3 separate regions of the Mus musculus genome follow, and all the other regions are linked to region 1. Evidence: chromatin loops called from intact Hi-C (ENCODE). Cell type or tissue: heart. All regions are shown on one strand.

Region 1 (8,000 bases):
GGCTTTGTGACCCTCCTACTAGCTACATGGGAGCCTGTCCTCTGTTTGTCTTTGGAACAAGATGTAGAACTCTCAGTTCCTCCTGCATCATGCATGCCCAGATGCTGCCATATTCCTGCCATGATAACAGACTGAACCTCTGAACCTGTAAGCCCGCCCCAATTAAATGGTGTTCTTTTAAGAGTTGCCTTGGTCATGGTGTCTCTACACATCAATGGAAGCCCTAACTAAGACAAGGAGCAACTATTTTTAAATGTCTATTGTTTGCCAAAAGCAATTTCTGAAATGGAATTATATAAGCTACATTTTTTTCTGATTGTAAGGCATTAAATGTAAAATTACTAAAATAAACAAATAGGTAAATAAGTAAAAGAATAAATGAATAAAGCCACCCCAAAACTCACAGAGCTCTTAAGAATGCTTAATTCAAACATGAAGTAAAATGAAAAAGTCCTTTTGTTCAAGCAAATCCACAAAGACTTTAATAAAGACAGCATCTCAAATTACAAAGAAAATTTTCTACTGTCAGAAAACAAGACATATCAAGAACACCAAGCCATGGAGTTAGTTAAGAGAAGGCAAATGCTGTGTCTCCCGAGAGGCTGTCTCCTGAGAGGCTATGCCAGTGCCTGGAAAATACAGAAGTAGATGCTTACAGTCATCCATTGGACAGAGCATAGGGTCCCAATGGAGGAGCTAGAGGAAGGACCCAAGGTGCTGAAGGGGTTTGCAGCCCCATAGGAAGAACAACAATATGAACTAAGCAGTACGCTCAGAGCTCTCTAGGATTAAACCACCAATCAAAGAAAACACATGGTGGGACTCATGGCTCTAGCTGCATATGCAGCAGGAGGATGGCCTAGGCAGTCATCAATGGGAGGAGAGCCCCTTAGTCCTGTGAAGGTTCTATGTCCCAGTATAGGGGAATGCCAGGGCCAGGAAATGGGAATGGGTGAGTTGGGGAGCAGGGGGAGGGGGAAGGGGATAGGGGATTTTAGGAGGGGAAACTAGGAAAGGGGATAGTATTTGAAATGTAAAGAAAGAAAATAATAAAAAAAGAAAAAAAAGACGGCAAATGTTGCATTCTTTCTAGGTTTCTCCACATCTGTAGCAGACTAAGTTGCACAAATAATTCAGAGCTGAAAATGATGTCTCTTGTGAGAGGTACATTCCCAGTTTTATGTCTCTTATGCCTTCTGTAAGGTAAAGAACACTGCCAATAAGACAAAAAGGCAACCAACAGATTGGGGAAAGACCTTTGCCAATCCTTCCTCCGATAGAGGGCTAATATCCAATATAAGGAACTCAAGAAGTTAGATTCCAGAGAAACAGATAACTCTATTAAAAAATGGGCAACAGAGCTAAAGTGAGAATTCTCAACTGAGGAAATTCAAAGGGCTGAGAAACACCTAAAGAAATGTTCAACATCCTTAGTCATCAGGGAAATGCAAATCAAAACAACCCTGAGATTCCACCTCACACCAGTCAGAATGGCTAAGATCAACAACTCAGGTGACAGCAGATGCTGGTGAGGATGTGGAGAAAGAGGAACACTCCTCCATTGTTGGTGGGATTGCAAGCTGGTACAACCACTCTGGAAATCAGTTTGGCGGTTCCTCAGAAAATTGGGCATAGTACTACCTGAGGACCTGGATATATCACTCCTGGGCATATACTCAGAAGATACATCAACATGGAATAAGGACACATGCTCTACTATGTTCATAGCAGCCATGTTTATAATAGCCAAAAGCTGGAAAAAACCCAGACGTCCCTCAGCAGAGGGATGGATAAAAAAAATGTGGTACATTTACACAATGGAGTACTACTCAGCTATTAAAAACAATGACTTCATGAAAATCGCAGGCAAATGGATGGAACTTGAGAATATCATCCTGAGTGAGGTGACTCAGTCACAAAGGAGCAAACACAGTATGTACTCACTGATAAGTGGGTATTAGTCCAAAAGTTGAGAATACCCAAGATTCAATTCACAGACCATATGAAGACTAAGAAGGAAGAAGAGCAAAATGTGAATGCTTCAGTGCTTCTTAGAAGGGGAACAACATATTCATAGGAGGAAATACGGAGACAAAGTGTGGAGCAGAGACTGAAGGAAAGGCCGTCCAGAGACTGCCCCACCTGAGGATCCATCCCATATACAGTCACCAAACCCAGATGTTATTGTGGGTGCTGGGAAGTGCTTGCTGATGGAAGCCTGAAAAATGGCTTCCTGAGAGGCTCTGTCAGAGCCTGACAAATACAGAAGCAGTCAACCTTTGGACTGAGCTCGGGTGTCCCTGGATGGAGGAAGTAGAGAAGAGACTGAAGGAGCTGAGGGGGGTTGCAGCCCCATGGAGGAACAATATTGTCAACAGGCCAGGTCCCTCGGAACTCCCGGGGACTAGAGCGACCCATGGCACTGGCCACATATGTGGCAGAGGATAGCCTTTTCAGACATCAGTGGGAGGAGAGGCCCGTGGGCCTGAGGGTGTTCAATGCCCCAGTGTAAGGGAATGCCAGGTTGGGAAGATGGGAGTGGGTGGGTGGGAAGCACCCTCATAGAGGCAGGGGGAGGGGGTATGGGATAGGGGGTTTCCGAAGGGGAGACCGGGAAAGGGGAAAACATTTGAAATGTAAATAAAGAAAATGTCCAATAAAAAATATGCCTCTTTGCAAATAATGAGATGGTAATGGAGAAAAGGACAGCTCAACTGTGTGCTGAGCAAACGCTGTATAATGTGGCCAGAGTCGCGAATCTTCATAGGCCGGGGAGTTAATTCTTCATGAGTGAAACAAGTCCCTGAGCTGGTTTGTCACACACAGGTAAACAGACTGGCTTCAAACTCACAGTCCTCCCATCTAACTCTCACAACTGACAGTATTTGCTTTGAATCAATACCTAGTAGTGAGATGGTATGCTGATATGATAGTTACATTTTTAATTCCTTATGGAGCTGCCATATTGTTTTCCGCTCCGACTCTACTTACATTCCTCCCGACAGTGCGCAGGGCTTTCTTTTTCCCACATTGCCTAAAGTCAGAATGAAAGATGGCTGCCTTCACCACTGCCATCCAGCATGGCACAGGCAATGCCAGCTGAAACGATTGAGAAATAAAAAGTACTCATATTGGAAAAGAAGTAAAACTACTTTGGATCAGGTCCAAGAAGGCAGAGTAAGATGCTCCAGCAACTGACTTTCAGCAGGAAAAAGAAAACAAAACAAACCGTGAACAGCCGAGTGTACCAAGCTGTCATCCAAAGAACTAAGAAAATGTGTAGTGTTTGCTTTTCTATACTATAGTAAGAAAAGCTGCAGTGCAGAAGGCAAACTACAAAGGCTTTCTTCAGCTATACCTTCCTCAACTCCAAGCTGTGCCTTCTATCGAGAGATGCCTTTCTTTTGGAGAAAGTGCAGGGACTAAGTCCATACCTTAGACAGGAAAACCAATACCAGGCCATCTGTGGTGGAACTCCACACCAGACCATCCACTGGGGTCATGGGCCTGATCCTCTGAATTCTCCTTAGATGGTCAAGAGTCTGCTACGATCACTCTTCTCCTCAAGCTCTAGCAGTAGAATAGGGACTAAGAATCTGCTGTCAAATGAGGCAGAAGAGTGAACTCAGAAGTTTGCCTTAGAGCTCAATGGTGAGTCTTCTGCAGTGAGGGCCAGCAACAGGCTAGGCCCAAACACAAACTCATGTGACCTCTATTTGCACCAGGCAGACATATGTACTATAATAGAATGGTCCCTCGTTTTAGCATGTGTCACTGCCTGCCATTGGAGCTACACAGATGAGGGTGGTTCCAACTCACTATGTAGACCCTTGGAAATGTTACCAGCAAGACGAGGCCTGAGCATAGGCCAATGACTGTGGATGAGGCATCTGGGCCTGTATTGGATTGAAGTGTAGGCCTACAGAGATGAACTATTCACTTTAGGTACACTAGATCGTGCTGAATGACAGATCATCTGCAGATTCGGAGCTAATGTAGACTTGGTGCTTGAAAGAGCAACATAGACACAGCTGCTATGAGGTGAATTTGGTCTTAGAGCGCCATCTAGTGCTTACAAAGAAATGTCTATCTATTCAGAGAAAATGAGCTGAAGGCTTGGAATTTCTAGGATAGCTACAAACAAAGCCTCATTACAAAAACTGGAATAAATGTTGACTTGATCATGGTGCAGATGATGACGTTGCAAGCCGATAAGCATCCCGCTCTCAATAACTCAGTGGAAATGATGTACAAAATAAGGCACAAGAAGCTGATTGTATAATGACCAATATCTGAAAGATCAAGATAGCTTTTAGCTTTTTAAAGAAAACTCAATGTGAGAGAGATAGAGACAGAGAGCGAGAGCTGACTATCATGGTGGTTCAGTTTTTATTAAAATATAATTCCATCATTTTCTTTGTTCCCTCCAAACCCTCCCACATCTCTTCCCTCAACCCTTTAAATAGAATGACTAGGCTTCTGTTAAATGGACGTTGTATTGAATTGACTTCTAACAACTTATAGTTAGACCATCAGCTAATGCATCTCTTAAGCCTCCTCAGAATAACCTATTTGCAGGAGATGGTACGTCATACGGAGAGCCACAAGTGATCAAGGTTCAGAGAAAAAGAGGACCGAGTGCTTAGCCCTAACTGGTATCTGTTCCACATCCCACATCCCTTCCTTCCAAGTCTCAGAGATCATTGTGGAAAAGGGATTTGTCAGAAAACTGGAAGAGCCAGAGGCTGTGGATGGCAGTGTTTGAACTCACAGTGATTATGACGGCTTGCACAAGACCCAAGCTCAAGCAAGACAAAAGTTTAGCACGGAGAGGGGAGGTTATTGTCAGTAGCAAAGATATGTAATACACTGTCCATTGATGGAAAATAGAGATATTGTGATACACATAAATACACAGAAATAATGTTATTCAGCTATAATAAGAAGGAAATCCTACCTTGTGTGACAACAGTGCATGATAACTCTTATAGCGTTATTATAGAGAATCCTAAAGAGTCAAGTGTGTAGCTTGGATGTGGAGTGCTTATAGCATGCACAAGGTCATGGGGTTGGATTTACAGCACCAAAGGGAAAAAGTCAAACATAGTCACTAACTAGTGTGGCGATTAGTATTGGCTAAGGGAATGAGGAAATGAAGAACTGAGGGTTTGAAAAGTGCCAAGTAGCATGAGATGTGTGTGAGTTTAATATTCAGCATGTAATTTATAGCTCACAATTCTCTTATACACATAAAACTTAAGAGATGAGAAACCTGTGGATAAGATGAGGTATATGGATGGCCTTGATGGTAATGATGATTTTCAAGTGCATATTCATCCCCAAACTCTCATCAAGATTAAATATGCATAGGTGTTTAGGTACCAATCACATGTCATCAAAGTGCTTTCCAAAGTAAGATACTAGAAAACTTACTTCTGGAGGACACTCTAACCAGGGAAACAGGCAGCCTAACTGCATATCTTCATGCCTCCCTCAACTCCTTCAAATCTAATCCCCCAGTCTCATCCACATCCACAGCTCTGTAGTAGACCTTGTGCCTCTATTCCTAGGGGACTAAGCAGATCCAGGTAGAACACCCTCACGTGGATTTCCTCAGCTTGCCAAGCTCATTTCCATCCTATACCCAGACACTTATTTTACCTGGAGCCCCCAGTGTCAGTACCTATCAGAATCCCAAAACAATTTCCTATCAGGAAATACATAGCTACCACACTCTCCTAAGAACCAGAGAGGACATCATAAACCAACGAACAAAACACTCACCCGACAGAGACAAGATCATAACTAGAATTATAATCTCCCCAATGCCAGATGCCTAGATGTCAGTATAAAAGCACAATAACAGCCAGAAATATATGTCTCCACTACAGATCAGCAACTCTACAACAGTAGACCCTGGGAATTTCAACATAGCAGAAGCACAAGATAAAGATCTTAAATAGCCTTCATGAATATAATAGAGGCCTGTCTTAGTTAGGGTTTCACTGCTGTGAACAGACATCATGACCCAGGCAAGTCTTATAAAGGACAACATTTAATTGGGGCTGGCTTATAGGTTCAGAGGTTCAGTCCATTATCATCAAGGGAGGAACATGGCTGCATCCAGGCAGGCATGGTGCAAGAGGAGCTGAGAGTTCTACATCTTCATCTGAAGGCTGCTAGCAGAATCCTGACTTCCAGGCAGCTAGGGTGAGGGTTTTAAAGCCCATACCCACAGTGACACACCTATTCCAACAGGGCCACCCTTTCTAATAGTGCTACTCCCTGGTCCGAGCATATGCAAGCCATCACAAAGTCTTTAAAGAGGAAATGAATAAATCCCTTAAAGAAATATATGAAAACACAAACATGGGAGGGAATGAATAAAGTGGAAATAGAATCAATAAAGTAACGCCAAACTGAAGGAAATTTGGAAAGGAAAGATTTAGGAATTTAAACAGAAATCATAGAAGGAAGCCTCACCAACAGAATACAAGATATGGAAGAGAGAATCTCAGGCATTGAAGAAACATTAGAAAAAATGGATATCTTTTCTTTAATATATTTTTATTATTAAAAAATATATAATATATAATATAATAATATAAACCTATTAGAATTATAATTTATGTTTTAATGAAGACTAAAACTGCAAACGAGCCTGGACAGATTGCTGCAGACTCTAATAGACCATAAATGTCAGCCCAGACTATAATAACCAGTAAATCTTTCAATCAAAATAGATGAAGAAAATGAGATGTTCCATGATAAAAACCAAATTTAACTAAAATCTATCTACAACTCCAGCTTTACTGGAGAAACACTTAAAGAAATGTTCAACAGCCTTAGCCATTAGGGAAAAGCAAATCAAAACTATTTGAGATTTCATCCTTAAGCTGTCACAGTGTCTAAAACAAGAAGTAAGAGAAAAGAAAGGAAAAGAAAAGAGAAAAGAAAGAAAAAGAAATGAAAAGAGAAAAGAAAGGAAAAGAAATGAAAAGAGAAAAGAAAAGGAAAGGAAAGGAAAGGAAAGGAAAGAAAAGAAAAGAAAAGAAAAGAAAAGAAAAGAAAAGAAAAGAAAAGAAAAGAAAAGAAGCGAGAAGAAAATTAAAAAAAAAAGAAGACTGGCAGCACATGCTGGTGAGTATGTGGAGGAATAAAGGGACTCTCATCCATTGCTGGTGGAAGTGCAAACTTGTACAGCCACTATGGAAAGCAGCAGGGCATTTCCTTCGAAAGATAGGAATCTATTTACCTGAAGACCCAGCGATACCATTTGTCTTAGTTAGGGTTACTATTGCTGTGGTAAAATACCATTACCAAAAAGCAACTTGGGGAGTAAAGGGTTTATTCAGACCCTACTTCCATATTGCTGTTGGAGGAAGTCAGAACAGGAGTTCAAGCAGGGCAGGAACCTAGAGGCAGAAGCTGATACAGAGGCAATGGTGGGATGCTGCTTAATGGCTTGCTCCCTATGGCTTATTTAGCCTGCTTTCTTATAGAACAAAGGACCACCAACTCAGGGATAGCAGCACCACCTATACTCTGCTAAGCCCTCCCCCATTGATCACTAATTAAGAAAATACAGGTTTGCCTACACACACACACACACACACACACACACACACATTCTTAAAGGGGAACAGAGCCCCAATTGGCCATTTCTTGTCACCAAATAAAGTTTCTAGTACTGGGAATGGGTTACATCTAAGTAAATTGTTGGCCAAAGGGGTCCCATGGAAACCTGGAACCAACCCAGGCTATTGCCAAAACTATAGGTTGCTCTCCACAAAGTGAAGACGAGGTCTAATTGCTGAACACATCTACATAACCCACAGAACATGGAGAAGTCAAGTTGGTGCCTAACTAGAGCCTTTTCATACCTACTGACTAGTGTTCATGGTACAGGAAGACACACTGTATGCTACCAAAGAAGAAATATGAATCCCAACCCAGCCACAAACCCTTTGATCTACAATGGTGTCCTGCCTGCAAGATAT
Region 2 (8,000 bases), 150 kb before region 1:
AATGATGAAAGCATCCTCCTCCCTGTATAGAAAGTGCTATGCTCATGAAGAGGAATATGTCACAGACCATTAACACTTGAGAGCAGACGAGGGACCTTATGCTGCAAAGGTTAGGTTATTCAAAATAACCAAAAATTAAAGTGACACAAATGAATAGTTGAAGTAATACTCTTATAGACCCAATAAAGTAGACCATACATTTCGAGAGACCTCATCCTGGAGTTGGTGTGTTGCTCAGAGTAGACGAGGTTAGATTGGGTTGATTAGATTGAATTGTTGAAAGACACAGTGCTAGCACTTGACTTGATAGGAAGTTCTTTTTATTTTCTTTTTTAATTAGATGTTTTTTATTTACATTTCAAATATTATCCCCTTTCCTAGTTTCCCCTCCAAAAACACCCTACCCCCTCACAACTTCCCTGCTCCCCAACCCACCAACTCCCACCCTGGCATTCCCCTATAATGGGGCATAGAACCTTCACAAGATCAAGGGCCTCTCCTCCCATTGATGACCGACTAGGCCATCCTCTGCTACATATGCAGATAGAGCCACATGTCCCCCATGTGTTTTCTTTGATTAGTGGTTTAGTTCAAGGGAGCTCTGGGGGTACTGGTTAGTTCATATTGATGTTCCTCCAATGGGACTGCAAACCCCTTTAGCTCCTTGGGTACTTTTTCTAGTTCCTTCATTGGGGACCCTGTGCTTCATCCAATGGATGGCTGTATTTGTCAGGCACTGGGAGAGCCCCTCAGGAGACAGCTTCATCAGGCTCCTGTCATCTAGCTCTTGTTGGCATCTGCAATAATGTCTGGGTTTAATGGTTGTTTATGGGATGGATCCTCAAGTGGGGCAGTCTCTGGATAGTCATTCCTTCAGTCTCTGATCCAAACTTTGTCTCTGTAACTCCTTCCATGGGTACTTTGTTCCACCTTCTAAGAAGGATCGAAGTATCCAAACTTTGGTCTTCCTTCTTGAGTTTTATGTGTTTTGCAAATTTTATCTTGGGTATTCTGAGATTATGGGCTAATATCCACTTATCAGTGAGTGCATATCATGTGTGTTCTTTTGTGATTGTGTTACCTCACTTAGGATGACATCCTCCAGATCCATCCATTTGTCTAAGACTTTCATAAATTCATTGTTTTTAATAGCTGAGTAGTACTCCATTGTGTAAATGTACCACATTTTCTGTATACATTCCTCTGTTGAGGTACATCTGTGTTCTTTCCAGCTTCTGGCTATTATAAATAAGGCTACTATGAACATAGTAGAGCATGTGTCCTTATTACAAGTTGGAGCATCTTCTGGGTATATGCCCAGTAGTGGTATTGCTGGATCCTCCAGTAGTGCCATGTCCAATTTTCTGAGGAACCGCCAAACTGATTTCCAAAGTGGTTGTACCAGCTTGCAATCCAAACAGCAATGGAGGAGTGTTCCTCTTTCTCCACATCCTCACCAGCATCTGCTGTCACCTGAATTTTTGATCTTTACCATTCTGACTGGTGTGAAGTGGAATCTCAGGGTTGTTTTGATTTGCATTCCCCTGATGATTAAGGATGTTGAACATTTTTTCAGGTGCTTCACAGCCATTTGGTATTCCTCAGTTGAGAATTCTTTGTTTAGCTCTGTACCCCATTTTTAATAGGGTTATTTGGTTTTCTGGAGTCGAACTTCTTGAGTTCTTCATATATATTGGATATTAGCCCTCTATCAGATTTAGGATTGGTAAAGATCTTTTCCCAATCTGTTGGTTGAGAAAATGACAATCTCACCTGAGTTCCAGGGTCAGACACTTCCTGGAGGCAAGCTCTCCTCTGGCAGGGAAGGTGCACAGATGATAGGTAGTTCTTAAATTATTGTTCGTACAGTTTGCTTGTTTGTTTTTGTTTGTTTGTTTGTTTGTTTGTTTGTTTGAAATAAAAATGAAAGACATAATCATGAAATTAAGACCCCAAATCTTTAGGGTTCTGACTTCATCTTAGAGAACTAAGTTGAACTCAAATTAACAGGCTGGTACCAAGCACTAGTTTCCAGGCTAACCCTACCACTGCAACAAAACCTGTGTCTAACACCAGCTTCCAGGCTACCCTCCCCCAACAAAACCTGTGTCTAGCACAGTTCCCTGGTTATTCCCCAATAAATCTGCACCCGCAGGTTACAAGCCTGCCCTCACACTTCACTTCCTAACAACCACCAATCAGTTGGTTAAGTTAAGTTAAACAGAAGTTAGTTTTATGGTTTTTTGTCTCTCAGCACCAGCCAAGTATGTTAAAGGACATAATGACCCCCAGTCAGATGTGTAACAGGCTAGATACTCCCTTCTTGCATCTATAAATGCTTGTCTAAAACTTAGGTAGAAGTTCCTTCCCATCTCTGGCATCAGAAATAGTGGTATGGCGCAAGCTCAAGCTTGAATAAAGAGACCCTAATGCAATTGCATCAGATTTGGTTCCTTGGTGGTCTTTTGGGGTTTCACAAATGTTTTCTGGCACAACAAAAGTACCATATGATCTAGCAATTGTATTCTGAGTATTACCCAAAATAACTAACTCAAACACCAGTGTTCTAAGCAAAAATTCACAAATAGGCAAAGAAGGAAACAAACCATCCTTTGACAGATTGGTAAATAAACATGATATATACATACAATGATATATATTAGCCTTAAAGGGTAATGAAATTATTTTTTATCTTTTTCTTTGTTTTAAATTATCTTTAATTTTTTCAATCTAGTCATTATCCCCCTCCCAGTTTGCCCTTTGACAGTTCCTCATCCCATTCCTCCTCCATTGTCTCCAATAGGATGTCCCCACACAACCCTCACCCCACCCAACCTCCCTACTCCCTGGGGCCTCAAGTCTCTTGAGGGTTAGGTTCATCTTCTCCCACTAAACCCAGACCAGGCAGTCCTCTGCTGTATATGTGTTGGGGGCCTTGTATCAGCTAATGTATGCTGCTTGGTTGGTAGTTCAGTGTCTGAGAGATCTTGGAGGTCCAGGCTAGTTGAGACTGCTGGTCTTCCTATGGGATCACCCTCCTCCTCAGCTTCTTCCAGCCTTTCTCTAATTCAACCACAGAGGTCCCCAGCTTCTGTCCATTGTTTGGGTATAAGTATCTGCATCTGACTCTTTCAGCTGTTTGTTGGGCCCCTCAGAGGACAGCCATGCTAGGCCCCTGTCTGTAAGCACAACAATACTGTCAGGCCTTGGAGCCTCCCCTTGAGATGGATCCAAAGTTGGACAGGTCACTGAACCACCTTTTCCCTCAATATCTTCTCGATTTTTGTCCCTGAGGTTCTTTTAGACAGGAACAATTCTGAGTCAGAGTTTTTGACTATGGGATTGGAACCCCATTCCTCCACTTTATGTCTTGTCTTTCTGCTGGAGGTAGGCTCTACAAGTTCCTTCTTCTCACTATTAGGTAATTGATTTAAGGTCCCTCGCTTTGATTCGTGAGCGTTTCTCACCTCCCAGGTCTCTGGTGCAACCACTCTGGAAATCAATCTGAAGGTTCCTCAGAAAATTGGAAATAGATCTATTTGAAGACCCAGCTATACCACTCTTGGGTATATACCCTACCATGCCACAGGGGTATGTGTTCTATTATGCTCATAGTATCCTTATTTGTGATATCCAGAAGCTGGAAACAACCCAGATGTCCCACAACAGAAGAATGGATACAGAAAATGTGGTTCATTTACACAATGGAATACAACTCAGCTATTAATAATGAGGACATCATGAGTTTTGAAGGCAAATGGATGGAACTAGACATTATCATCCTGAGTGAGGAAACTCAGACCCAAAAGGATATGCATGGTATGTACTCACTAATATGTGAATATTAGCCCCAAAGATATAGAATATTCAGGATACAATCCACAGAACTCAAGAATGTTAATAAGCTGAAGGGCCCAAGTGAGAATACTTCATTTCCACTTGGGAGAGAGAAGAAAGCAATCACGGGGACAGAAGAGAGGGGACTGGGTGGTAGAAAGAACAGGGAGGGGAAAAGGAGAACATGATCAGGTTTTGGGGAGAAACAGGAGTGAATCCCTTAAGACCAGCAGAAAGAAAGGAAACAGGCAACCTCAAAAGGTATGAGTGGGGGGGGGGACCCTCTAGAATGTACCTGAGACCTGGGAATGGAATTCTGATATGTGCTTCAGCACAGATGAACATTGAAAGTTTATGCCAAATGAAACAAGCCAGGCCAAAAGGAAAAATACATGATTCCAATTACATGTGGTTCATAGAATAGACAAATTAATAGAAAGGCAAGTAAAATAAAAATTACCATGGCTATAAAGAGAGAGTGGTAAGGAAAAGATTATTGTTTAATAATATTGTTTTTATATGTGTGTATACATATACATATTGTTATATATGTGTATATATACATATATGTGTACACATAATTTGTTATATATAAATTATTTATTCATAATAAAAATGAGAAAATAATGAGGGACACAGCTTACTAGTAGAGAAATTATCATTTAAAGGCTAGTTAAATATTCCAATAAGGGGAAGTCAAATTAGCCTTCAGCTTGGTATTGCATAGATGCAACAAGCATGCAAATTAGGAGGAAGAGAGTAGAAGATGGGCATATTCCAAGATGCAGGGAACAGTGAACATGGGCAGAGTCATGAAAGTGTATGGTTAGAATATTTAAACCAGGATACTCTGAATATTTCCTTGCATCTCCTGCTTTCCCCTGATGGGGGCACTGATGTTTTCCCTTTGGAACAGTTTTGGGTAATTGCTGGTTGTGTTCTACTTCCCAGGCCTGGAGTACCTGTTTAAATGTGAGACAGCATAACCGTCAGTCACTGTAAATGAGTAATATACACATGCTACCTTTTACAAGGACAGTCATCTACAAAAATCTATCTGTATACTGTAAATATACATAGGCAGGCTGTATCTCTGAAATGTTGGTGAATATGTTTTCTCCCTCTGTAATCCACCCCCACGCCCAAGCTCTGTTTCCCCTTGTTCAAACAGATAGGCAGGCAAGCTTGCACAGGCAGATTCAAAGGAGAGATTAGACAGGTGACTGTTTTAGATCTTTATGAAAATTAGGCTTGATTTTCTTCCCCTTTGAGTTACAACATTTTGAGCATTTAAAAATCAATAACAGATGGTTCTGAACTGTAGGAATAACACTTGTTTATTGTTTGTGTGTTGTTTTACCTTTGTATTCCATGACCAAGCCAATTCTAAGCAATACCTAGGAGTGGGTTATTATCTGTAGTTTCTGGTGGTGTGCTGAAGAGAGAATTTCTTTCCACCTCTGATCTGCCCTGGATCAGGAACTGCTTGAACTCCTCAGATCACAGGGATGTGTTGACCACCCACAACACTCAAGCCCCATAGGTATGTCTGTGCTTGCCTCTAAAAGAAGGAGATGGTCTGATCGTTTTTTTTTGTTTTTTTTTTTTTTTTATGGCTTGTCCTGGGGGCAGAAATGAAAAGCTGAAAAACCAGCTAAAAATGCCCTTCATGCCTTTCTAGTAACTGCATTAAGCAGGAAGTGAACTTAAGTACTGGGCACATATTTTTTTAAAAACCAGATCAGGCTGATGTGATGGCCTGGTCAGTAAAGGGCTCACTGAATGAAAATGAAGACCTGAGTTTGGTCTCCAGCACTCACGTAAAATGCCAGGCATAGTGATGGTGACGTAGCACATGCCTGTAATTCCACACCTGAGGATAGAGCCTGGGGATAGAGAGACAGGAGGATCTCTGGCTCTTGGTGGCTAGTCATTCCAGCCAAACTGATAAGCTCCCGGCTCATTGTTTCAAAACAGAAGGTGGAAACTGAGGAGCTCATTTATCTCTGACCTTTACATACACGTGCGTGCTCTGACCTTTACATACACGTGCTCATACACACACACACACACACACACACACACACACACACACACACACGAGTGCGCGCACACACACAATGAGGAAGAAGAAAAAAGGGAGGGTTGCAAGGATAGTAATCAGATCATTTTCTGTCCAAGTAATCAAAATCAGTACCTCCAGTAAAGAGTGAGCACACTTGATGTCCCCCTGCCCCAGATAATCACTGTAAGTAGAATATGCCTCACTGCGTTGCTCTAAAGTGAAAATATAAAGTGCATGTTTTTACATGTATTCTTTCTAAAAACAGATATACATCGATCCAGTGAGATGAGAAGGAAGAACCAGGGAAAGAGGGGAGTTTGATCACAAACAACAAAAGGTAGAGAGAGAGAAAACAGAAGACCTTTGAGCAATTGGGATAATGATTGCTGTGAGCTGAGAATATGATTAACTGAACTCCAACATGAAGTGCACTAGTGTATAGAAGTCTCTGCAGACACCACCAGAGAAGCTACTACAAACAGGACCTTCCTGATTCTTTCCCACCCTATCCTACCATCAGCCTCATTCAAAAGCATTCTTACTCTTTAGCACCAGTGTAATTTAGCAGTTGCTTACCTCTCCAATCATCCTGCCTTGGTCTTTGCAGTCCAGTAATCCAGAAAAGACTCTGTTCCACATCTTTAATCACCCTGTGCCTCATGTCTGGAATATTCTTGATCTTTCTTTGCGTGGCCAACTTCTTTTACTCATTTCAACTCAGCTTAATCCTGTCACTTCAAGAAACTCACCTCTGATTTCTCTCCCTGTGTCCAATTTATCTACCAACTCTTAATAATATGGGGATATTTAGTCAGGTGACATGTCACTAAAATCAATGGTGTGTGTGTGTGTGTGTGTGTGTGTGTGGTTTTTAAACTCTCCAGCACAAGGAATGGGCTTTTGCTGTTTGTACCTTGGTGTCTGTCAATATCTTCCTTATGATTCTGTGGGTTCTCAAGTGTACTAGGGCTTACCTGGAACTAGAAATGTTATTTGTGCATTCATTCACTTACATAAGACTCTCTTCAAGAAAGACACAAGGCAACACTTAAGAGCTAAGTGTGGATGCTTCCATCTTACTTAGAAGGGGTAAAAATAATCACAGGAGGTAGAAGGAAGGAGGAACATGGGAGGGTAGGGAAAAGGGGGGGGCAGGATCAGGTATGGGGAGAAACAAGAGAGAAGTACAGAGAGTCAGGAAAATGAGTAGAAATATGTAGCAGTAGGGGATGGGAACTTGGGGTAGCCACTAGAAAGTCCCAGACTCCAGGGAAGGGAAAGGTTCCCAGGATCCAATGGGGATGACATTAGCCAAAATACCCAACAGAGGGAAGACAGAACCTGTAGAGACCATTTCCAGTAGATAGAAATGGCCCCCAGTGGAGAGATGGAGCAACCTATCCATCTCAAAAATTTTAACCCAGAACTGTTTCTGTCTAAAGGAAACACAAGGACAAAAAAGTGGAGCAGAGACTGAAGGAAAGAGCAGACACTGCCCCACCTTGAGATCCATCCCATCTGCAAACACCAAACCTCAACACTATTGCTGATGCCAAGAAGTGCTTGCTGACAGGAGCCTGGTATAGCTGTCTCCTGAGAGGCTCTGCCAGCACCTGACCAATACAGATGCAGACATTCACAGCCAAGCATTGGACTGAGCCAATGGACTCCAATGAAAGAGTTAAGGGAAGAACTGAAAGATCTAAAGGGGTTTGCAACCTCATAGGTCGAACAATATCAGCTAAGCAGAAAACCCAGAGCTCCCAGGGACTAAACCACCAACCAAAGAGTACACATGGATGGGTCCGTGGCCTGCCTTATCTGGCATCAGTGGGAGGGAGGCCCTTGGTCTTGTGGAGGCTTGTTGCCCCAGAATAGGGAGATGCTAGAGCAGAGAGGTGGGAGTGGGTGAGTGGGTGGGGGATCACGCTCATAGAAGCAGGGGAGGGCGGTGGGATAGGGGGGTTGCAGAGGGGAGATCGGGAAGGGGAACAACATTTGAAGTGTAAATAAATAAAATAGTCAAAAAGCCAACCAAACCAAACCAAACCAAACAAACAAACACTAGCCACAGCAATCCTCTATGGCCATAGAAGTC
Region 3 (8,000 bases), 1.6 Mb before region 1:
TACCCACCCATTCCCACTTTTTGGCCCTGGAGTTCCCCTGTACTGGGGCATATAAAGTTTGCAAGACCAATGGGCCTCTCTTTGCAGTGATGGCCGACTAGGCCATCTTCTGATACATATGCAGCTACAGTCAAGAGCTCTGGGGTACTGGTTAGTTCATATTGTTGTTCCACCTATAGGGTTGCAGATCCCTTTAGCTCCTTGGCTACTTTCTCTAGCTCCTCCATTGGGAGCCCTGTGATCCATCCATTAGCTGACTGTGAGCATCCACTTCTGTGTTTGCTAGGCCCCGGCATAGTCTCACAAGAGACAGCTATATCAGGGTCCTTTCAGCAAAATCTTGCTAGTGTATGCAATGGTGTCAGCGCTTGGAAGCTGATTATGGGATGGATCCCTGGATATGGCAGTCTCTAGATGGTCCATCCTTTCGTCTCAGCTCTAAACTTTGTCTCTGTAACTCCTTAAGTTTCTAAAGTAACTTCCATATATCCTTTCTCATTCATAGTTATATATTTTAGCTGTGCATTTGAAAGGTTTATGTGTGTATTGTTTATTTTATAATTTAATGATAGTATATAAATGTGACAATTATATAAATATGTATATGCATATTTATATATAGTCTTATGAACATTATTTTCATTGATTCCATACTTAATATAGTTCAACATCTTTATTATATAATTTAAAATTCTTTAAAAAACTTTGTGAATTGGAAATCATGCTATTTAGCAAATGTCAATTATAAAAACGATGGATTCAAATAACTTGCTGATATTTGCATGTCATTATAGCTGAGAGAGGGTGAATACATCTTCCTCTGGGGTGAGGCCCATGATTGGGTTTTCTTATCTTTTGTTGTGTTCTGTTTTGTTTATTTGAGACAGCATTTCTCTGTATAGCCCTGGCTGTCCTGGATCTCACTTTGTAGATCAGGCTGGCCTCGAACTCAGAAATCTGCATGTCTCTGTCTCTGAGTGCTGGGATTAAAGGCATGCACCACCACACCCTGCTATCATTGGGTTTTCTAATACCAAGCATTCAGTCCTCATAACATATACTTATAGGCATCACTAAGTGGACTTATCAAGCTGTATTTATGTGTTCAGTCATTTAAATTTAACAACAGTGGCTTTAAAGAGAAGACTATGCATATGGAATCTGGCAGAAATAGTACAAGGGATGAACTAGAGAAAGAAATAGGAACATTATGCAAATAAAATTTTAAAACATTTAAATATTAGCACATCAAATCATAAAACATGAAATTACTGATCTGTAGAACATGTTTCTGTTGAAGCATATAATAATACAAAATGAATGCTTGTCATTTGTATTAAAATCAATTATTTGGCTACTTTAATTCAATTTCTAAAAGTATAGGTTAACTACCTGTTTGGTATCTATTAAAGAAAATTAAAATGTCACTGATAAATTTTTCTGACGTAGAAAATATTAACTATAGTTTACTAGCAATAGCAACAACTCAAATCAAAGTTGGACAACTTATGTAAAGCAGAACAGATAAAAGATACTCGATTGAAAAGAGCAAAGTTTCAATTATACAAGATAATCTATGTAAATCTATTATTATCTAACACAATGCATATGAATATCAAGTATATAATGTATACCTGACATTATAAATGACTACCACAAACAACAACTGAAAAGATTGAGAAAAACCTTTGTCGGTGAGTGATATTTTTATGTTTTGGATTGTATTGATTTCACAAGTAGATATCATTAAGATACATATGTTAACTATGTAGAGGTTTTGTATGTCAACCTTTGACATACAAATAATGTGATTTTAAAGAGAATAATGAGAATACCATTATCAAAGCAAAAGATGTGTTAGGCTTGAACACAGAAAATATTAAGAATTTCTATTTGAGAATATGAAAAAAGATACAAATTGAGAGGGTATAACTCTAAGAAAATGTAGAAGAAAAAAAAACATTTTAGAACAGAGAATAATGTGAAGAACACCATTACATGGAAATCAAATGTAACTCTTTAGAATGTTCATAGGAAGTCTTGAGAAATTGAACGTGAGAATTGTCTATGAAGATGGCATGTATGATAAAATTTTACTTTACAAGAACTTCATATCATTTATGAGTCCTTTCCTTTGAAATATAAAATTATAATTCTCAGAAATAGAACTGACCTGTAACAATATTATTTGCACCTAACACAAGAGTCTACTCTAGGGGTCTGTTTCCTTGTCTTTCAATAGATGATGTTTGGTGACCTGAACGATACAAGAGACACAACATATCAACATATATTTTTGCTTTTTGAACCTGAGTAGAAGTATACAGCTCTGCTTCCCAAACTCTCATATGCAAAGTGGATATAATAGTACCTAGTCCAACATGTCTTTAAGGAAATTAGATACTTAAATCTGCAATTCCTACAAGTGTACTTTACAAGTCTATGGCCTAAACGTATTGCAGCAGTTCTTACCGTAAGCTTGAGACACGTATTCCATGTGTCACCTCGGAATAGAGATGAAGATATTATTTTGAAAGTCCTGACAAATTAAAGTTAGTTTTTAGAATCTGATATCTCCTATATCACATAATCTTCACTTGGTGTGCAATCTGAATAATGTGTAAATTAGAATGGTGTTAAAGCCTCATTTATAAGGAAGGACCCAGGAATCTATCAAGTTCTCAATGTATTTAGCCTAAATTCTTAGAAATTATAATTATTTGATCAGGGTTGCTGATTCAGTTTTTATAACTGATCTTTCAAAAAAACCTTAATATTATCATAGCATTAAAGCTCACTAATAGAAAACTATTTTTACTATCCTGGATATTTTTACAGAGTGCTAATTGTGCCAAATCGAGATGTTGAAGATGAATAATTTTTAGGCTAACATTAGCATATGCTCACATTATCCATTCTTTTGTCTGAAAATGAAATATACCCTAAATATTTTCCCAACATGATGGAACAGTCAAATATCACACTCTTTATACTTTTGTTGGTCTAAAAGAACTTTGGACTGTGGCAAAATTATTTATAAAAGAGCAAGAGAAATTTCCAGATGTCTAGAAACCAATAATATCAACGGCACTTTTTTCCTTGTTAAGCAATCAAGTCAATGGGAGATGAAAATAACGATCATTCAAAAATAAACATAAATAAAACATATGGATATTTATTAAGTATTTTGTAAACCAAAATAGTGTTTAATAATATTCTCCTAAAAATCTTTAATTATTTTATTTATTTACATTCCAGCCATCCTGGTCCCCCCACACACAATTTCACATCCCATTCCCCCTACCCCTTGTCTCCAAGAGGGTGCTCACACTCTCCCAACCTGGAAGATTCCCCTTCCCTGAGTCCTCTAATCTCCCCAGAATTAGATGCATCTTCTTCCACTGAGGCTAGACCAGGCAGTCTTCTCTCCTAAAATCTTAAGTATGCACATATTCATATAAGACTGGCAAAGAGCAAGCATACAAGCACTGAAAGTGATACAGTCATAAAGGAAGAGCAATCTCTCTCTCTCTCTCTCTCTCTCTCTCTCTCTCTCTTTCTCTCTCTCTCTCTCTCTCTCTCTCTCTCTCTCTCTTTCTCTCTCTCTCTCTCTCTCTCTCACACACACACACACACACACCTATGCATGTGTGTGCGCACAGAGAGAAAGAGAAAGAAGAAAGAGGAGGCGGAGGAGGAGGAGGAAGTTTTAGTGAAAGAACTTAATTTATATAATAAATAATTTATCTAATAAATTTATCTAAATAATTTATCTAATAAATTTATCTAATAAATAATAGTTTATCAGCGTATTCATAAAGCTATGAACTGTCTTTTTCATATACGTGTCTGAAAAGGGAAAGTCCTATGATACCCATCTACAAACACTTGCAAAGTTGTAAAAGTACAATAGAAATAAGGCTAAGATTTATTGCATTCTTAGTAATAACCTAAAGTATTTGTATGTCAATGGTGCTATCAGCACTTATCAGGTTTTATCATTATTATTTTTATGTTCTTTTCTGTGCACCGGTATTTTTCCTACGTTTCTGCTCACCTCTTGTGTGCCCAGTTCCCACAAAGGCCAGTAGAGGGCGCAAGATGTCCAGAGCCAGAGTTAATATGGTTGCGTGCTGTCCTGTAGTTGGAAATCACATTCATGTCCTCTGCAAGCGCACCAAGTGCCTTAAACTATTTCCCAAGTCCACTTAGCTATTATTTTTAAGTAACACTACTGAGTATGTATCGAATGCTTGATGTTGTTAATCTTGTTTTAGTCGGAAACACTGATTTGAAATCTTTAGTATTCATAAGTCCTCATATTTGTGTGACACCTGAGGTGGCTTGTGCAGCGTCTATTATTGTTTGTAGTATGTGATTCATTTCTCTAATTTTTCTATTAAATAACCATTTTGTGTTTTTATTAACAAGATCAACAATTTTCTAAAATAATATTATTTTTTTAAAAAATTATTTCCAGTGGGTTCTTGTAGTAATACATTCTATACCAAATTTGAATTGGTAAAAAAATAATTAGTGACTAAAATTGGTATTAATATAAACAATGGAGACATGATATTGTCATCCATAGGCTACAGAATATTTCTATCTTCTGTAAAACACCAATGAGTACAAGCAGCATTTTAAAAATTTTTCTGAGGTATTTAGACTCCAAAGAATGAAATGTAAAACACAAGCATTTATGGCTCCTAAACAGAAGATATAAATCTGTAAAAATCTCTTTGGAAGCTATTCATACATCCATAACTTTATAAAATACATTGAACACATGAAGGCCAAGAACAATGCTTACTAAGAAATCATGTTTTCCAGGTACGGTGGTACATGCCTAGCACTCCTAGAGGTAGAGACAGGAGGATCAGAAGTTCAAGACCATCCCTGACTACATAGTGAATTTGAGGACAGCAAGGGAAAAATGCGACCCTTTCTAAAAGGGGGAGGAGGGAGAGGAGGAAGAGCAATATAAACTATGACTTGGGTGGTCTCTTTCTTTCCTGGTAAAAATGTGACTTTGAATTGCTCTAAAAGCTAATGACATGGGATATCCAGAAATTGATTTGAATCAAGCCTGTTTCTGCTTCTGAAATAAATCAAACAAAAAGAAAGAAAAAAGAAAAAAAATCATGTTTTCAGGCTGGAGAGATGGCTCAGTGGTTAAGAGCACCGAATGCTCTTCCAGAGGTCCTGAGTTCAGTTCCCAGCAACCACAGGGTGGCTCACAACCATCTGTAATGGGATCTGGTGCTCTCTTCTAGTGTGTCTGAGGACAGCTACAGTGTATTCACATACATTAAAATAAATGAATAAATAAATGAATATTTTTTTAAAAAGAAGTCATCTTTTCCTATAGCATACTCGCTTTATTCTGCTAGATTTGTTGTCTACTTGGCGAAAGCAGCACTGTGAATGTGAATGTGCCAATAAGACATGGAGTAGTCATTGTGCTTTTCCTAAGAAGCTCAAACTGTATTCTGGGGAGATCTATTACTAAGAAAGAAAGTAAGTCATTGTTGAAAAGGCATTCTTAGATATACCTACATGTTCCAAATAAATGCAAGCTTTGCAAATTTTGTGATGCTCAACACTCCAGTGTAGCACAGACAGTTTACTTGCCCAGTGACCATATTGGGAGCAGAAAGTAAGTGTGGTGGTATAGTAATTACCTGCAGTAATAATCAACTAATAATAGGAAAGATGATCAGCTATATGTGAAAGCTGAGGTATCAGGGGCTCTCATAAAAGGCTATGGCAGTGGGTATAGAGGGTTTATTTAATATCAATTTTACTGTAAAGGCACATAGGAGAAAATATCATACAAAAGGAGAAACATAAAGGTTAACCTAAAATAATCTACATTACATATCATTAGCTGAAAATTAAAGATGTAGAGGAAAAAATAAGAACGTAATGACATACCAGTTTTGTGATTCACAAAGGATGTCCAGGAATGAATAGCTCACACAGGTAAAAGCATGTTTGACTTTAAGCTGGTCATACTGCACACAACATGTTTGATAACTACCCCAGGACTAGGTAGTTCTCCTCGGATCATCCTTGCCCACTTATGTAGCCTATCACTTCTCAAAAATTCCAAGGGCACAGGCAATTACGTCAGTTTTGCTTGTAATTTTCTGGTACAGATGTCTCAGTCTCAAGTGATGCTTCTGTGACCCTTCCATTACCATCTTTCAAGAAAGAAAGTGAACAAGCCACAACCCCATCTGATGATTAGGCCCAGAAAAATTCCTGAAGATGGTCACAGTTTGGCTCAAAAAATAGTCCTATACAACAGGACAGACTTGGAACATGTGTCTTAGTCCTGTAGATCAAAGGTTGTTTAATTCCTACCCAGAGTTTGTATCCTGGGTCACCACATATTTCTAAAAATAAAGTTTTATTGACATCCACCCACACCATTTACTTACATTGAGTCTAACACTGGATTTGAGTTATAACTGAATATCTGTACAACATAAAAGTTTATGAGTAGTATAAAGCTTAAAATATTTATTTCTTGAAGCCTTAATAGATATTTTCCAAACCCTACTGAAAAGTTTAGTTGAACCTTTCTCAAGTGAATGGGATGCTTCAGAGAAACCTGTACGTCATTTTAGGCAAATTATAGCTGTCTCACTTAAAAAATGGTAAAAGTGTATTTAGTGACTGAATTGACTTCATCAAATTTCAAAAGCTGTCCAACTTTTAAAAATACTTCATATTAAAATAAATGAAAAGTTATTATAAGCAGCGAGTGCAGGAGCATCAGAATTAATAAACTTCAACAGTGAAGAAAACAATAAAAACCTTAAGAATGGTTTTCTAAACTTTGTTGGTATAAAAATTGTGAGAAACTTAAAAGCAGTAATCCAAAATCATTTGTAGCCTGAGAACCAGGCTCACAACCTAGAGAGGATTAAGGATCCATAAAATAAACAGTGTGTTACAGAATAAAATGTCAATCTAGAGCTGTAAAATTACAAGGATTGGCTATATTGAAAACAGTAAAACTGAATGAAAAGCTCTCACTTTCTAACACTGTGTTGGCTTAGTTCTTGCTTTGCTCCATAAATATTTCAAATTATGAAATTTTCATTGACTGTGAAAGTGTAACTACTGAGTGGGGTTTGGAAGTGGGACAAGTATTTTTCACTGTAAACATATTTACTTTTTCACTGCATGCTCATTATTTTTTACACAGTGAATGCCTTACCTAAAAAATTAAAACTGTAATTCAGGCTTACCAAAATATGTGTACATTATTTTTGTAATATCCATATACAAAAATGAAATCTTAAAATTTTATAGGAACCTAAATGAGAAATGGCAAATTGTCTTAGTCAGGGTTTCTATTCCTGCACAAACATCATGACCAAGAAGCAAGTTGGGGAGGAAAGGGTTTATTCGGCTTACACTTCCATACTGCTGTTCATCACCAAAGGAAGTCAGGACTGGAACTCAAGCAGGTCAGGAAGCAGGAGCTGATGCAGAGGCCATGGAGAGATGTTCTTCATTGGCTTGCCTCACCTGGCTTGCTCAGCCTGCTTTCTTATAGAACCAAGACTACCAGCCCTGAGATGGTCCCACCCACAAGGGGCCTTTCCCCCTTGATCACTAATTGAGAAAATGCCTTACAATTGCATCTCATGGAGGCATTTCCTCAACTGAAGCTCCTTTCTCTGTGATAACTCCAGCTGTGTCAAGTTGACACAAAACTAGCCAGTACAATTGACCCCTTGTCAACTTGACACAGAAAAACATCACTAGTAAGCCTCAACCCTTACAATCTTATTCATCCCCATTCTAAATAACTTTAAAAGTCCCACAGTCTTTACATATTCTTAAATTTTCAATCTCTTTAAAATATCCATCTCTTTTAAAATTCAAAGTCTTTTTACAATTAAAAGTCTCTTAACTGTGGGCTCCACTAAAACAGTTTCTTCCTTCAAGAGGGAAAATATCAGGGCACAGTCACAATCAAA

Evidence for each region. Peaks named below come from ENCODE experiments on the same cell type or tissue, not always from the same donor. Only the 100,000 strongest peaks of a DNase experiment are listed, where the experiment ranks them.
Region 2: it touches region 1 in a loop (11-fold over the local background); 23 of 42 quality-filtered maps call a loop at or near these places.
Region 3: a loop joins it to region 1, with 5 times the contacts of the local background. A loop is called at or near these places in 3 of 42 quality-filtered maps.

The regions. Positions count from the first base shown.
Region 1 is chrX:85,642,555-85,650,554 of GRCm38, forward strand. No RefSeq gene overlaps it. Among named protein-coding and RNA genes, the nearest start is that of Gm39523, 32 kb to the left of the region's middle. In heart, a CTCF peak has its summit at 4,066 (motif pointing left); no DNase peak of the experiment used is centred here.
Region 2 is chrX:85,492,415-85,500,414 of GRCm38, forward strand. No RefSeq gene overlaps it. Among named protein-coding and RNA genes, the nearest start is that of Tab3, 78 kb to the right of the region's middle. In heart, a CTCF peak has its summit at 4,722; no DNase peak of the experiment used is centred here.
Region 3 is chrX:83,997,390-84,005,389 of GRCm38, forward strand. All of the region lies in intron 43 of Dmd (dystrophin, muscular dystrophy), which reads left to right. Among named protein-coding and RNA genes, the nearest start is that of Gm46696, 120 kb to the left of the region's middle. In heart, a CTCF peak has its summit at 4,093 (motif pointing right); no DNase peak of the experiment used is centred here.